Linked DNA regions of Homo sapiens: region 1 is linked to region 2. Evidence: chromatin contacts called from ENCODE Hi-C data. All regions are on one chromosome and are shown on one strand. The core of a region is the stretch at or near the end of the contact, and the rest is flanking DNA. Distances in the headings are between cores, read along the strand shown. Region 1 overlaps CLDN1 (claudin 1). Region 2 holds the start of P3H2 (prolyl 3-hydroxylase 2).

The links. A loop is a pair of places that touch in the nucleus more often than their neighbours do.
Region 1: a map of Caco-2 shows a loop between it and region 2 (2.7-fold over the local background). The contact joins the enhancer-like site here to the promoter of P3H2 in region 2. A Hi-C loop is called at or near these places in 2 of 168 maps with a recorded cell type or tissue (Caco-2 and Calu3).

The regions. Positions count from the first base shown.
Region 1 is chr3:190,303,558-190,309,050 of GRCh38, reverse strand. It overlaps CLDN1 (claudin 1), which reads left to right. Exons shown (of 4, transcript NM_021101.5): 4 at 612-3,344. The coding sequence ends at 774. It also overlaps a transcript of CLDN16 not described here. Among named protein-coding and RNA genes, the nearest start is that of CLDN1, 16 kb to the left of the region's middle. Within about 2 kb of position 2,415, at least 4 of the 41 ENCODE cell types and tissues checked have a DNase peak (open chromatin) inside an H3K27ac peak, as active enhancers do.
Region 2 is chr3:190,119,409-190,124,639 of GRCh38, reverse strand. It overlaps P3H2 (prolyl 3-hydroxylase 2), which reads left to right and starts at 3,743. Exons shown (of 15, transcript NM_018192.4): 1 at 3,743-4,388. The coding sequence starts at 3,909. It overlaps P3H2-AS1 (P3H2 antisense RNA 1), which reads right to left and starts at 3,676. Exons shown (of 4, transcript NR_126419.1): 1 at 3,551-3,676. RefSeq lists an enhancer at 3,357-3,536 and silencers at 3,506-3,800, 3,747-3,976, 4,187-4,266.

The DNA of each region.
Region 1 (5,493 bases), core at 1,166-3,665, 190 kb before region 2:
ACCCTTCTCTACTCTTCCGTATTGTCCATAATCACTCACAGATACCCCACCCTAAGTGTCTGCTTTAATACATCTGCCTGGATCAGCTTAATCCAGAATGGTTCATGGGCTGCTTAGAACTTTTCTTTACAAAACCATAAGATTTGGATTTCAGATTGTATAGGTGCCTGGGACCAATGGATCATCTGTTCAAAGCTCTGATTATCTCCATTATGCTCTATCAGTTTCTTTATAGAATATGATTACTACTTAGTGATAAAGCTTCCTTTGCTAAGTTTCAGCCTAGGAACCATGATCCAAACCCTACTTCTAAAACATATAAACATGCTTTACAAGTATCCTATATATGGAAAAGTCCTTGGAATTATTTGTGTAATTAACCTGGTATTACATGTGTTATTTCCTGATCTACTATTGCAAATTGTCACCAATTGCAATATAAACATTCTTTGGCGTGTATGTTCAGAAATCTTAAAGTACTTCCCAAGGGATATTCAGGGGTTATTTTCAATGAAAAAAATACAATGAGTATTGATTTTTTTTCCTTTTATTATATTAGAAAAGTTGCCAATAATTCACTGATTAACAAGCACATGGGTTTTTCCTTTTAGGTACGAATTTGGTCAGGCTCTCTTCACTGGCTGGGCTGCTGCTTCTCTCTGCCTTCTGGGAGGTGCCCTACTTTGCTGTTCCTGTCCCCGAAAAACAACCTCTTACCCAACACCAAGGCCCTATCCAAAACCTGCACCTTCCAGCGGGAAAGACTACGTGTGACACAGAGGCAAAAGGAGAAAATCATGTTGAAACAAACCGAAAATGGACATTGAGATACTATCATTAACATTAGGACCTTAGAATTTTGGGTATTGTAATCTGAAGTATGGTATTACAAAACAAACAAACAAACAAAAAACCCATGTGTTAAAATACTCAGTGCTAAACATGGCTTAATCTTATTTTATCTTCTTTCCTCAATATAGGAGGGAAGATTTTTCCATTTGTATTACTGCTTCCCATTGAGTAATCATACTCAACTGGGGGAAGGGGTGCTCCTTAAATATATATAGATATGTATATATACATGTTTTTCTATTAAAAATAGACAGTAAAATACTATTCTCATTATGTTGATACTAGCATACTTAAAATATCTCTAAAATAGGTAAATGTATTTAATTCCATATTGATGAAGATGTTTATTGGTATATTTTCTTTTTCGTCTATATATACATATGTAACAGTCAAATATCATTTACTCTTCTTCATTAGCTTTGGGTGCCTTTGCCACAAGACCTAGCCTAATTTACCAAGGATGAATTCTTTCAATTCTTCATGCGTGCCCTTTTCATATACTTATTTTATTTTTTACCATAATCTTATAGCACTTGCATCGTTATTAAGCCCTTATTTGTTTTGTGTTTCATTGGTCTCTATCTCCTGAATCTAACACATTTCATAGCCTACATTTTAGTTTCTAAAGCCAAGAAGAATTTATTACAAATCAGAACTTTGGAGGCAAATCTTTCTGCATGACCAAAGTGATAAATTCCTGTTGACCTTCCCACACAATCCCTGTACTCTGACCCATAGCACTCTTGTTTGCTTTGAAAATATTTGTCCAATTGAGTAGCTGCATGCTGTTCCCCCAGGTGTTGTAACACAACTTTATTGATTGAATTTTTAAGCTACTTATTCATAGTTTTATATCCCCCTAAACTACCTTTTTGTTCCCCATTCCTTAATTGTATTGTTTTCCCAAGTGTAATTATCATGCGTTTTATATCTTCCTAATAAGGTGTGGTCTGTTTGTCTGAACAAAGTGCTAGACTTTCTGGAGTGATAATCTGGTGACAAATATTCTCTCTGTAGCTGTAAGCAAGTCACTTAATCTTTCTACCTCTTTTTTCTATCTGCCAAATTGAGATAATGATACTTAACCAGTTAGAAGAGGTAGTGTGAATATTAATTAGTTTATATTACTCTCATTCTTTGAACATGAACTATGCCTATGTAGTGTCTTTATTTGCTCAGCTGGCTGAGACACTGAAGAAGTCACTGAACAAAACCTACACACGTACCTTCATGTGATTCACTGCCTTCCTCTCTCTACCAGTCTATTTCCACTGAACAAAACCTACACACATACCTTCATGTGGTTCAGTGCCTTCCTCTCTCTACCAGTCTATTTCCACTGAACAAAACCTACGCACATACCTTCATGTGGCTCAGTGCCTTCCTCTCTCTACCAGTCTATTTCCATTCTTTCAGCTGTGTCTGACATGTTTGTGCTCTGTTCCATTTTAACAACTGCTCTTACTTTTCCAGTCTGTACAGAATGCTATTTCACTTGAGCAAGATGATGTAATGGAAAGGGTGTTGGCATTGGTGTCTGGAGACCTGGATTTGAGTCTTGGTGCTATCAATCACCGTCTGTGTTTGAGCAAGGCATTTGGCTGCTGTAAGCTTATTGCTTCATCTGTAAGCGGTGGTTTGTAATTCCTGATCTTCCCACCTCACAGTGATGTTGTGGGGATCCAGTGAGATAGAATACATGTAAGTGTGGTTTTGTAATTTAAAAAGTGCTATACTAAGGGAAAGAATTGAGGAATTAACTGCATACGTTTTGGTGTTGCTTTTCAAATGTTTGAAAACAAAAAAAATGTTAAGAAATGGGTTTCTTGCCTTAACCAGTCTCTCAAGTGATGAGACAGTGAAGTAAAATTGAGTGCACTAAACAAATAAGATTCTGAGGAAGTCTTATCTTCTGCAGTGAGTATGGCCCGATGCTTTCTGTGGCTAAACAGATGTAATGGGAAGAAATAAAAGCCTACGTGTTGGTAAATCCAACAGCAAGGGAGATTTTTGAATCATAATAACTCATAAGGTGCTATCTGTTCAGTGATGCCCTCAGAGCTCTTGCTGTTAGCTGGCAGCTGACGCTGCTAGGATAGTTAGTTTGGAAATGGTACTTCATAATAAACTACACAAGGAAAGTCAGCCACTGTGTCTTATGAGGAATTGGACCTAATAAATTTTAGTGTGCCTTCCAAACCTGAGAATATATGCTTTTGGAAGTTAAAATTTAAATGGCTTTTGCCACATACATAGATCTTCATGATGTGTGAGTGTAATTCCATGTGGATATCAGTTACCAAACATTACAAAAAAATTTTATGGCCCAAAATGACCAACGAAATTGTTACAATAGAATTTATCCAATTTTGATCTTTTTATATTCTTCTACCACACCTGGAAACAGACCAATAGACATTTTGGGGTTTTATAATAGGAATTTGTATAAAGCATTACTCTTTTTCAATAAATTGTTTTTTAATTTAAAAAAAGGATTATTGGCTTGTTTTCTAATCATTTATTGCAAGATTGCCATTCTTGGTAGAGGAGGTGGCTTGGGACAGGATCTGACTCACCATGATCCTGGGAAAGAACTATGATGCCTCTGGCCCATCTATCAAATTTGAGTGGCTCCACCCACTAGAATGCCCTATTTCTCTCAAATTGAGTTCCTCATCAAGGGTGGTAATAGAAGAGGATGCCAGGAGATGTTACTTAATACTTTTTCTCATCTATAAAAAGGGGACATACAATAATAAATGATAAGATATGAAGATATTTTGTGAACTATAAAGCACTGTGCAAACTTAAGTGGCTTTGTTCCTCACAAAGGTGGAAGAGTGAAAGACAGCTGCTGGAAACCCATTATTGTTTCTGTAATGATGATGATCAAAACTACTCCATAAGGATGTGATGGAACTCATTCACTCATTATCTTAAAGTATCAATAACTGACACAACCTTAAGTGTGGCCTGTTCCTGGACAATGTTCATATTGAGACCAGGCTTATAAGTAAAGGCTTGCAGCTCTAATGTGGAGTCTCAGACATTAGCATGATGGGTGAGGTGCAAAGATCATTGCCAGTCAATTTGACTTGAATTCTCCTTAAATTAAGCAGATGCATCAGAATTCTCACTCTGTTTCTACAGAATTTAAATATCTGAAGGTAAGGCCAAGGCCAGCAGAAGTTTGAAAGGCAATAAAGTATCTTGGTGCTCCTGAAAATAACTAAAGGAAAACTTGGATTGTGAATCATACCAAGTAGATATCACCTCTGTGTGAGCTCATCCTTATCTGAATGCCATTGTTCTTCAAACCTTTCCTCCTCTTGTTTAACACTTTCTATATTTGCCCAGATCAAGAGAAAACTTCACTTTGTCCCCATATTCCCACCTTTTTCAGCCTGTCATTATTCCTAGTATGATCTGGTTGTGTATATTTCCTTCATTTTACATGTGGCTCACGTGTAATGTCTCTGAATTTCCTTCTTTCCTCATTTCCCAAAAACCCCATTTACCCCCAGCCTGCCCTAAAATCTCTTCATTTAGCTGGTATCATGCAACTTTGATAGAAGTCATTGCAGCTTCTAGGGTTATGTGGGGATGGCTTGTTGAGTCCTAAAAATAGGCAATCAGAGAGTTTCTCAATGCTGAACCTCTGGAAACTCTGGAAATCCCTTGGCAGTTGGCACACTCCACTTCTATTGATAAGTTTTCCAATATGGTCATTATCAGCAATTGAAAACTAGATATGAATTTATTTAATTAATATTTACGGGACACCTATCACAGGGCCAGCCTCATTAAATGCAGGCAGGGTAAAGTAGCTATGAGATGAGTAAGACCTTGTCCTGGGCTGAAGCAGTACAAAGGATGTTAGGTGGAAAGAGAAGTAAACTTGAAACATAGCACTCGTTCTGCCACTGATGAGCCAGGTGAGCCACGGAGATCTCCACCCAGTTTCTTCATTCATAAAATGAAGGCCTTAGACCCATGCAGTGGCTCTTAGCCATAACAGCATGTTAGAATCACCTGGGAGCTTTTGAAACTTCCCAATTCTAAGGCCTCACCCAAATCAAAGGAATCAGAACCTCTGAGAGGAGAGTCCTAGCAGGAGCTTCCCAGAGGATTTCAACATACTGTGTGGATTGCAAACCACAGGCCTATGTCATCTCTCAGGACCAACCTTGTCCCAAACATTTTCTGAGTAACACCCATCCAGGCACTTAATAGATTTGCTGTCAGTTCACCCTTTCCCTAATGTTGTTGCTTTATTTTCTGGTTCAGGATTGGGGCTTTTTTTTGTGTTTTGTGGGGAAAAGGAGGAGTTAAAAGCAGGTGGTCCTTCAGATGCTTTTGTCATGTTTCTTTGGCAAATGATCTTCTTTCTTGCCTTTCTCTATTATTTTTAATTTACCTCCAAAGAATAGTCAATAATACAAAGTAAATACTGTTTAAAAGAACAGGTTTCTTTTTATCAAACCATGTGAGTTCAGGAGGGTAAGTTGTTATTTATAAAGTGGAGTCTGAGTTATTCTCTTTAATGTGCAATTTTCAGGAGAGTCCTTAGCTAAACCTTAAGCTTGCTTCATTTATTTTTAATTGAATAGCATTTCTGTGATTTTAGTTCACTTATTTCAT
Region 2 (5,231 bases), core at 2,494-4,993:
GATAATGTGAAATGTCCTCTGGGGAGTACAATCACTCTCAATTGAGAACCACTGCTCTAACTGAAGCTGTGAATCTTAACCTTTGGTTAGTATCTGCATCACCTGAGAAACTGGTAAAAATATAAAGGCCCAGACTAGATTCTAGTTCAAAAATCCAGGGTCTCCACGATCTTACTAGCTTTTTCACAACACAACGAAGTTTTAGAACCATTGTTCCTAAGAAATCAGATAATAAAGTATGGGCAGCACATCATCAAGGAACAAGTTAGAAATGCAAATTTGAAAGCTCCACCCCAGGTTTAGTGAATCCGGAACTCTGAGATGGAAGTCAGTTAATTATTTAAGGAAAAAGTACATTCTTGGCACACTCTGTGAGAAGTTCAGGAGTATAAGAGACTCGTGGATGACTGTCTGTTCCAACATTGAGTAAGTACCACTGGGACAGCATGACCTGGAATCAGCTTCTTGGCACTGCATGGCTCTTATTACCATAAGGTCATGAACTTTTTGTCCTGATCCAGCCTTAAAAAGCAGATCAGATTGGCTTTCCTGGGAGGGAATATCTGGGGGATTACACAAAACCCTACCTATTCTCCAAACCCTACCTACTCATGAATTCTACACAGCACCTGGAACCCCAACTCATAGACTTATTCTTTGGGCTGTGGCATTAGCTGTAGACCTGTGGTTCTCAACCTTGGCTTCGTATTATAATCACCTGGGAAACTTCTAAAAATCCCATCGCTCAGGTCATATCCCAGACCAATAAATCAGAATCTTTCAGAGCAGAAGCCAGACACTTCTTAGGTGATTCTAATGTTCAAGCAAATTTGAGTTGTCAATGAATAGTTTCTCTCAAGTCAGGCAGAGATTGTACGTAAGGTAGTAATACAAGGCATATTACTTACTTACTACTTGTAGTAAGATATAAGAAATAAGGTAGTAGGACATACAAGAGGCTTGAAAGAACCTGGCCAATTTGGCAATCAGTAGGATGTGGTTGCATTCTATAGGCTATTGACTGTGTGCTAATGCCAATTATTTCCCTAAGTCTTTTTAGATCCTTCTAGCCAGAAGCTATCTTTGTAACCTCTGTGTTCCCAGAGCTCTTTTTTCTTTCTTCTTCTTTTTTTTTTTTCTTTTTGTTTTTTGAGACTGAGTCTCACTCTGTGGCTCAGGCTGGAGTACAATGGCGCGATCTTGGCTGACTGCAACCTCTGCATCCCGGGTTCAAGTGATTCTCCTGCCTCAGCCTCCTGAGTAGCTGGGATTAAATGTGCCTGCCACCACGCCCAGTTGATTTTTGTATTTTCAGTAGAGACGGAATTTCACCATGTTGGCCAAGCTGGTCTCCAACTCCTGAGCTCAGGTGATCCACCTGCCTCGGCCTCCCAAAGTGCTGGGATCACAAGTGTGAGCCACTGCGCCCGGCCAACACTTTCAATCTAATCTAACACGTACCACATTCTACCTTGTATTATAGCTGTATACATTATATATATCAAATTTGTTTCCTATACAGTACTGTGAGCTTCCCAAAGGTAAGAATCCTGACTTATCTTCTCTTTCACCTAGAATATTTACTTTAAGAGTAGGCATCAAAAATTGTTAATTTAATTGAAATATATTAAATGATGTAGAAATGTCACCAAATGTACAAATAGAATGTAGCAAGGTATCCTGGCACTTTGCCCTCAGTCCCACAGCAGGAGTTCCTATCCTGATGTGCTTCAAAACCTTCCACAAGTGGACTGATAACCCTGGACTAGACTCCAAAATCTTTATCTGAAAACAGACAATCTCTAGAGAAAAAGTCTGGGCAGATGACTGATGTGCTAATTCTGGAACACTGACCATCCAAGGCATTCAATATACATTCAGCTCCAAACTGGAGCTTTTTCATCAGTGATATGAGCCGAATTAGTAACGTTTGGTGGGAAAAAAAAAGAGCATGATTCATCAGTGTCTCTTGGAATTACACAGCCAGGGCTGTTCATGGCCTGAGTGGTCAAACCTAACAAAATGAATGAAGGAATCAGCATGAATCTCTGGCAAGCCCCTCAGCGTAGTGGTGATTCCACATAAAAGCCTTCTTCGGAAAAATCATAGCAACTAGATACATGCGTGAGTCTTTTTCCCATTGCCTGTCCCTCTGCTCACCATTGCAGGGGCTGAAAGACTGATGAGATTCTCACAGGCACTAGAAGACCACAGAAATGCCTCCAGGAGGCAGGCTGGGATCCAGGGTCCAACCAATATTCTTGTGAGAGTGTGAAGCCAAGGAACACGAAAGAGGGGAACACCTTGGCTAAGAATGTATTCGTGACAGAGGAGAAGGGGAGGAACAGGAAGCCTCCAGCTAGTCGTTTGGAATCTGGCAACCATTTCTGTCAGCTTTCTCATTCCTAGATTGATGCAGATTGCTTAATTCCTTGAGGTAAGGGATATACTAAATTGCCTCTTTGTTCAACTCTTAGAATAAGAATTTCCCTCTCCTCTCCCGTCCCCTCCCCTCCCCTCCTCTCCTCTCTTTTCTTTTTCTTTGTTTTTTTTGTTTTTGAGACGGAGTCTCACTCTGTCACCCAGGCTGCATGATCTCAGCTCACTGCAACCTTCACCTCCCAGGTTCAAGCAATTATCCTGCCTCAGCCTCCTGAGTAGCTGGGTCTGCAGGCACGTGCCACCACGCCCAGCTAATTTTTGTATTTTTAGTAGAGACGGGGTTTTGCCATGGTGGCCAGGCTGGTCTCGAACTCCTGACCTCAGGTGATCCACCCGCCTTGGCCTCCCAAAGTGCTGGGATTACAGGGGTGAGCCACTGCACCTGGCCCACAGCAAGAATTTTTTTCTGAATAGCATTTTACGTGTTAGGCGTCTGGCTGTTTAGGAGATGAGGAAACTGAGGCCCTCAGTTGCCAAGGTCACACAGCTGGTAAACGGACGGAGCCAGAATGCGAGTACAGCTCCTCCTGCCTCCAAAGGTTCTCTGGGCCCTGTAAAACCACGGGCTGCACAGGAAAGGCAGGCTATATATTGTTCTTCCCCTGGCCCAGCGCCCTGATCCAATGCCCGGACACACATCCACACCAAGTTGGACGAAAAGGTAAGGGAGAAACCTTCCCCAAGAGAAGAAGCGGTAAGCTTTGGTTCTAAAGGCCCTGGGTTGGGTCCGTCCTTTGCCACTTCTCAGCTCTATGCATTTAGGCAAATCACTTATCTTCTTAAACCTCCGCATCTGGGCCTACAGGGCCTCTATGGGTTTTTTTTCTATTTATTTATTTATTTATTCTTTTTTTTTTTAACTTTACGTTCCGGGATACACGTGCAGAATGCGCAGATTTGTTGCGTAGGTACACATGGCATCTACGGTTTGATTCAGTCTGAAATGGCGCTCCAGGCTTCATTTAGAAGGTGAAGCACTCTGCAAACTGCGAGGCCATACAGAGATTCCAGAATATGATTAAGGCCCTAACCTTGCTAAGCTGGATTTTCTTTATTTCCCAAAAAGAAGACTAATACTATCCACTTGTACAACCAGAAGGGAGCTCACGTGTAAAGCGCCTCGTCCCCGGCCGGCCTCAAGCGGCGCTAGCTCTCTGGCTGGCGCTGGAGTGTGCCGCCCCTGGCAGCCCCGCCGCTGCAGCGGGGAGCCTGGGAGAGCGGCTCTCGGAGTCTCAGGCAGCAGGAGGAGCGTGTGAGCTGTGGGCGTCCCTTTAAGAGCGGCTGGCCAGGCACGGCCTCCGCCTCTCAGTACGCGGAGCGCCGGCGGTCACCTGGGGCTCGCGGAGCGGCCAGATCGCGGCGGAGTCGGCGCGCTTCCCCGAGGGAAGGTGGGAGAGGGGACCCGGACGCGAGGTGCCCCGAAGCCCTCTCGAGCGTAACCGTCCCGCGCCTCTCTGAGGCGGAGGATGCGGGAGCGCATCTGGGCGCCGCCGCTGCTGCTGCTGCTGCCGCTGCTACTGCCGCCGCCACTGTGGGGCGGCCCCCCGGACAGCCCACGCCGGGAGCTGGAGCTGGAGCCCGGGCCTCTGCAGCCCTTCGACCTGCTCTACGCCAGCGGCGCGGCCGCCTACTACAGCGGAGACTACGAGCGAGCGGTGCGCGACTTGGAAGCGGCGCTGCGCAGCCACCGGCGCCTGCGGGAAATCCGCACGCGCTGTGCCCGCCACTGCGCGGCGCGCCACCCGCTCCCGCCCCCGCCCCCCGGCGAGGGCCCCGGCGCTGAGCTGCCCCTTTTCCGCTCCTTGTTGGGGCGGGCGCGCTGTTATCGCAGCTGTGAGACCCAGCGCCTCGGGGGCCCCGCATCCCGCCACCGCGTCAGCGAGGATGTGCGCAGCGACTTCCAGCGCAGAGTGCCCTACAACTACCTGCAGCGGGCCTACATCAAGGTACCCACAGAGCGCTCCTCCACTGCAAAGCCCCTGCGGCTCTCACACGCTCTCTTGAGCCCTCCCTGCTGCCCCCGTCATCTCTGTTCAGTCTTTCGAATTGGGTCTCCTTAAATATGTGTCTCAGTTTGTGAATCCAGATATCTGGTGGCCCTATCTCTGTATGCAACAATTGATTAACTTGGACAAGTCTTTTTCTCTCTTTCTCAGAGCCAGCTTCTCTCTCAAAAAGAGGACTGTCCTGATAAGGTGATGTTTAAAGTACCCATTCAGCACTAATTCATGAGGCATTGACAAAGCTGAATCTAGTACAATTTATCTTCTCCCTTCTCACTTCCCATTTCTCTTCTCCCTTCTCACTTCCCATTTCTCTTCTCCCTTCTCACTTCCCATTTCTTTTGTCTCCTCTCTCTTATCCTTCCTATACTGTAGTCTGCACCTTTTCTCTGAAGTTTAAAAGAATCTTCAAAATAGTGAAGTTGAAAGACCTGTTCCAAAACAAATTTCTCTCTCTTCTCCCCTTCACCTACAAAAAAGTAAAGATCAAAGGTTAAAGAGAAGGTATGCTTGGAGGAGGCGAAGCTGTTTGAGGCAGTCTCAGTCAAAGTATCCACCCTAAGTGTTGACTTTTTCTCCTTTGATAGAGGGCTTACGTTTTCTGGTGGTATGCATTGGACTGGGTTACTAGGCATCAGTCCTCTCTTTCTAGTTTTATTTTTGTATGCCTAACTTGCCTAAAGTTAGCGTCAGGAGGTATAGTATGCATATTGACATATTGTTCACATCCATAACTTTGAAGATCTCTCTGGATGCTTCAGCAGAGGGAATTTGAATGAGTTCTTC